Regions from separate parts of the Homo sapiens genome. Here region 2 is linked to region 1. Evidence: chromatin loops called from intact Hi-C (ENCODE). Cell type or tissue: heart right ventricle. All regions are shown on one strand. Links, peaks and the distances in the headings refer to the core of each region. The heading gives the core; the rest is flanking DNA. Region 1 overlaps GSN (gelsolin). Region 2 has its middle 31 kb from the start of RAB14.

Evidence for each region. Hi-C counts contacts between places; a loop is a spot of excess contacts. Peaks named below come from ENCODE experiments on the same cell type or tissue, not always from the same donor. Only the 100,000 strongest peaks of a DNase experiment are listed, where the experiment ranks them.
Region 2: it touches region 1 in a loop (3-fold over the local background); 14 of 110 quality-filtered maps call a loop at or near these places.

The regions. Positions count from the first base shown.
Region 1 is chr9:121,318,481-121,321,393 of GRCh38, forward strand. GSN (gelsolin) reads left to right here. Exons shown (of 18, transcript NM_198252.3): 9 at 1-14; 10 at 185-400; 11 at 2,788-2,913. Among named protein-coding and RNA genes, the nearest start is that of GSN-AS1, 34 kb to the left of the region's middle. In heart right ventricle, for the core only: a CTCF peak has its summit at 1,766 (motif pointing right); DNase peaks (open chromatin) are centred at 581, 801, 1,781 and 2,711; H3K27ac peaks cover 2,500 bases.
Region 2 is chr9:121,230,952-121,233,864 of GRCh38, forward strand. It overlaps a transcript of GSN not described here. Among named protein-coding and RNA genes, the nearest start is that of RAB14, 31 kb to the left of the region's middle. In heart right ventricle, for the core only: no CTCF peak of the experiment used is centred there; no DNase peak of the experiment used is centred there.

The sequences.
Region 1 (2,913 bases), core at 283-2,782:
CCAAGCAGACTCAGGTGAGTCTTGGAGGCCAGGTAGGATGGGAAGGGGTGGGTCCTGTTTGGAGGGGATGGGCTGGAGTAGGGCGGGTGTCCCACCCTCAGTGTGGATGGGGTATCTGAGGCTCCCCTGGGGACCCCTGCTGGGCAGCCCAGCCACATCCTGCTCCTCTGCCTCCCCTCCCCAGGTCTCGGTCCTTCCTGAGGGCGGTGAGACCCCACTGTTCAAGCAGTTCTTCAAGAACTGGCGGGACCCAGACCAGACAGATGGCCTGGGCTTGTCCTACCTTTCCAGCCATATCGCCAACGTGGAGCGGGTGCCCTTCGACGCCGCCACCCTGCACACCTCCACTGCCATGGCCGCCCAGCACGGCATGGATGACGATGGCACAGGCCAGAAACAGGTACGTTTAGGGCGTGGGGTGGGTGTGTCCAGGCCCCTCCCTCACTTTCCCCATGCACTGCCTCTTGCTTCCCCAAGGAGGTTTCTCTCTGAGGTTTGCACAACTTTGGTAGCTGAGATTCTTTGGTGTTACTTAGTTTTTACAGCCAATGCACCCTGTGTATCAGGCCCTGAGCCAAGTGTCTTGGCCCCACCTTGCCCCGAGGAGTGCCTGGTCTGGGAGGGGAGTTGACCATAGCCACAGACCTGTGTGATCAGTGGAAGATGGGAGGGAGCACAGGGGATTGTGCAGACACAGGAAGCAGTGGGGGTGGTTGGTCAGGGCAGCCTGCACAGAGATGGGAACCTTTGGGTTGGGTCTCAGAGGAGGAGTAGAGCTTTGCTGCCGGAGAGGAAGAGCGGAGAGTGATGGGCATTCCAGGAGGGACTCGCTATGTTCGGAAAGGAGGGAGCTATCCCAGGGGGCTAGTGCTGATGGCATCCCCAGGGAGGGGCCTTGAATGCCAATTTCAAGGGTGTAGACTTGATCCTCTAACCAGTGGGTGCTAGTGAGGGGTTTTTCTTTTTATTAAATCAGACATGCAACAGGCTCAGATTTATGCTTTATCTTTTTTTTTTTTTTTAATAGAGACAGGGTCTCGCTATGTTGCCCGGGCTAATTTCAAACTCCTGGGCTCAAGCAATCCTCCTGCCTCGGCCCCCCAAAGTGTTGGAATTACAGGCATGAGCCACTGCGCCCGGCCACCTGCTTTAGAAACTCACTGTGAAAATGGGTTGGAATATGACTCCAGGATATCATTAGAAGAAAAAAATCAGTTAAAAAATAAATAAAAGAAAAATAAAAAGAAAACTAAGAAAATGGATTGGAGGCAGGAAAATGAAGGTAGAGAGCTTATAAGGAGCTTGTTCTAATACTGTAGGGGAAAGATGATGACCTTGAGACTAAGAAGGTCACAGTGGAGAAGGGGAAGAGGGGTGTGGGGTTCAGAGGTGTTTAGGAGGTAGAATCCGCCTCAGGCAAACTTGACTCCGTTCCTAATGATAGGAATAACAAAGTGTTCATTTTTATATATTATTGTTTTTGGTTTGGTGCTAGCATTCATTTGTTGCTTCAGTGGCTAGGGAGAATGCAATGAAAATATTTCGGGTGGGGCGGTGTGGTAAGACCCCTGGCAGCCTGACTGTGAGACTTTGGGCAAGTTACATAACCTCTTTGAGCTTCACTTTCTCACTTGTAAAGTGGGGTTTCATCCCACTCCATCACCTTCAAGAATGTTCAAAATCCAGAGATTCTAGGATTCTGTTTCCCAGGACTTGGACGACTCCGTGTCTCCATAGCTCCACCAGGTGGCGCTGCCGGGCCTCGTGACCACTTGGAAAAAGCAGTGTCACCAGAACGCTGCGGAGACCTGCCAGCAGGGGTCACACTGAGGTTGCCTCGTGGTGTCCCTGCCTCTGCAGGTGACCTATGAAATTCCTGGCAGGCCCAGCACAGTGGCTCACGCCTGTAATCCCAGCACTTTGGGTGGCCGAGGCGGGTGGATCACCTGAGGTCAGGAGTTCGAGACCAGCCTGGCCAACATGGTGAAACCCCGTCTCTACTAAAAATACAAAACTTAGCTGGCCATGGTGGCAGGCACCTGTAATCCCAGCTACTCGGGAGGCTGAGACAGAAAAATTGATTGAACCCGGGAGGCAGATGTTGCAGTGAGCCGAGATTGCGTCATTGCATTCTAGCCTGGGCAACAAGAGTGAAACCTCGTCTCAAAAAACAAAAAAAAAAAAAAGAAAAAAAGAAAGAATCCAGGCAGCTCAGTAACAATAGAGGTAATGGTGATATTAGTAAGATAATAATAATAATTATGACAATAAGAGCAGCTGCCACCTACAGAGCAGTCCCTTTGTGCCGGGCCCTGTGCTAGACTTTCACGAGTAATCTCGTTTGAGCCTCACAGTACTTTGAGGTAGGTACTATGATTATCCCCATTTTTCAGATGGGAAAACTGAGGCTAAGAGTGGTTAAGCCAGTTGTCTGAGGTCTCATGGCCCGGAAGGGGATGAGGGGCCTGATTTGGGGTCTGTGTCTGGCTCCTCCCCTCACTGTACTGCATTCCTTTGGAGCTGCCTTGACGATCCTCAGCGAAGGACAGACGGGCTGGGGCAGGGCATGGTATGAGGAGCCCAGGCAGGAACCCTGACCCAGAGTCCCAGCCCTGCCTTCTAGTGGCTCTGTGAGTTGGGCAAACCATTTAACTCCAGTCCGAGCCCAAGTGATTAAAAGTTCATCCCATGGCCTAACCACAACCTACCACACTGCGGTTTCCTGGCTTGCCTGAGCTGGGGGGTGGGGGTGCTGCACAGCATCTGACTCCAGCTTTGCTCCTGCAGATCTGGAGAATCGAAGGTTCCAACAAGGTGCCCGTGGACCCTGCCACATATGGACAGTTCTATGGAGGCGACAGCTACATCATTCTGTACAACTACCGCCATGGTGGCCGCCAGGGGCAGATAATC
Region 2 (2,913 bases), core at 223-2,722, 88 kb before region 1:
TCTCTTCACTGCAAACTTCACAGCATCACTCAATGGATTTCATGAGCACCTACTACGTGCAGGGTAATCACATTCCTAACGCTAAAACCAAAGGGTAAGCATCGCTATACTCCTCCTTTAGTACATGATCAATTGGCAGTCCAGGGCCAACGAGAAGCAAAGCTGGGATTCCATCAGGCACTCTCTGACCTCCATGTTTGTCCTTTTCCATAGGTCACACTGTTTAGAAGGAGAAAGAAGAGCTCGCTGTGAAAAACGCTCCACAATGCTGCAGAGCCTTGTGAAGGTGGAAGAGTACTCTCATCAGCAAACGGCATTCCTTCCATGGAAAATGTCATTGGGAGGAAAGCAGGTGACTTTGGATTTCTTTTTCTTCTTTTCTATCCTTGTAAAGGATTTCCTTCTTCTCTATCTTTGATAACTCGTGAAAGCCTTAGGTTAATATTATCTACCAAGGACTCTACACTTCAAATAAGAACTGGGTGAAGGTAGCGGAGACCGAGCCAGCCCAGAACCAACTGCCTCAACTGAAGAAACTGACCAGAAAAGCCCTTTGAAGCTGTAATTAACTTCAGACATGATTTTGAAGAAGAAGAAGAAAAAACAAAAAACAAAATAACAGTAATGTCAGTGGGTATCAGAACTCCAGCCAATTCAACTGAGAGCTGGGAAGAGGGAAGAGAAAGTGCTGCAAATTTTCAACAGAGTGACCACAGAGTCCTACAGTATGAGCTCTCGTGGTGATGTAGCAGGCAGGCTTCTATTGTTTTAAAGATGGGGAATCATGAAAAAGAGAGAGAGAAGGGAAAGATGGGAAAAAATTTTAATCTTAAAAATATAAAAGCAGGCCAGGTGCAGTAGCTCACACCTGTAATCCCAGCACTTTGGGGTGCCAAAGCGGTCTCAGGAGTTTGAGACCAGCCTGGCCTACATGGTGAAACCCCGTGTCTACTAAAAATATAAAAATTAGCCAGTCATGGTGGCGGGTGCCTGTAAATCCAGCTACTTGGGAATCTGAGGCAGGAGAATTGCCTGAACCCAGGAGGCGGAGGTTGAAGTGAACTGAGATTATGCCACTGCACTCCAGCCTGGGTGACAGAGCGAGACTCTGTCTCAAATATATATATGTATATAAAAGCATTTGCAGCTATTCCAGATTAATATGGGAGGAAGTGATGGGAGAGACCAGAAGATTTGATAATCCCAAACCTAACTTGTTATAATGTGGTACAATGTAGACTGGTTTTCCTTGAGGTCAGGGACTGGACCTGCTTCATGACTGTCCAGTGCTGAGCACAGGGTGTGGCATCTGGTGGGATCTTAGGAAACATTTATGTAATGAGGAAATCTAGGAAATGTGATTGAAAATCTTCTTGACACCTTAGGGCCCTCACTATGATTGCAAAAATTATTAGTCTGTATAGATTAAAGCCAGGCTTCTGATTTATCTGGTGGGGCTGGTTAGTCAGTTATCCCTTTTTCACAGCCTCAGGCACTCTTGGCAGAGTTACATAAGTAAAAAGCCATGTGTGTATGCATGATAGGGATGAACGTATCAGTTAAGGGGCAGACTCCAATTTTGCAACCTTTTTAAAAAATATATTTTATTGTGATTAGAACACGTAACATGAGGACTACCCATTTAACAAATTTTCAAGTGTACGATATGGTATCATCGACTATAGATGTAATATTGTACAGCAGATCTATGGAGCTTATTCAATCTTGCTATCCTGAGCCAAGAAAATAAAAAGTATTTGTGTTTGTGAAATTGATTGGAAGAACTCTGCCAAAGGAAAGGCAACAGTTAGGTCTCAGGCAGGCCGGAAACCAAAACTCCATGGATCATAGAAGTAGAGACTCATGGGTACTTCCTTTCAAGAACCTCCGCTTTCCTTGATGTTTGCTTTGTGGCTGAGGAGACAAAGTGGCTCGATGGCACTCTCAGCTTACAATTCAGAGGAACCATTGTTGAGTCCCCTGATAGAAGTTTTCATCCCTTGGGCTTTGTGGTGGATTAAAGACGGCTACAAATTCCCTATCACTTCTCTGTTGAGAGGTGAAATGTGTTTCCTCAGCCCTTGAATACTGGGTTGGCCTGAGACTGCTTAACCAACAATATGTGGTAGAAGTGATGCTCTCTGTCAGCTCTGAGGTAGGCCTTTAATAAGACTAACAACCTCCTCTTCCTCCCTCTTGGAGCCCAGAGCTGCCACATAAGAAGTCCAGGCAAGCCAGGCGCGGTGGCTCATGCCTGTAATCCCAATACTTAGGGAGACTGAGGCAGGTGGATCACAAGGTCAGGAGTTCAAGACCAGCCTGATTAACATGGTGAAACCCCGTCTCTACTAAAAATACAAAAAATTAGTCGGGCGTGGTAGCATGCACCTGTAATCCCAGCTATTCAGGAGGCTGAGGCAGGAGAATCTCTTGAACCCAGGAGGTGGAGGTTGCAGTGAGCTGAGATCACGCCACTGCACTCTAGCCTGGGTGACAGAGCGAGACTCCATCTAAATAAATAAATAAATAAATAAATATCCAGGCTATTCTGCCAGGCACACAGAATAAGACCACTGAGGCACAGGAGGTCAAATAAAGATGCCATCTTTGATGTCCAGTCCAGTTAAACCTTCAGATGGTTCCAACCCCACCTAGCAACTGGCTGCAACCTCGTAAGAGACTCCAAGCAAGAACCACTGAGCTGAGCCCAGCCAACTCATAGAACCATGAGAGATAACAATATTTTACTATTTAAAGCCACAAAGTTTTGGAGTGGTTTGTTGTACAGCAACAGATAGCCAAAAGAGACCCTAAAACCTATAGCTAGCAAGGCCTAGAGTCTCAGGACAGGAAGTCTAACATTTGGAGAGCAGATGTTAGGTGTCACCTTGAGCAATTCCACCCCTTCGTTCC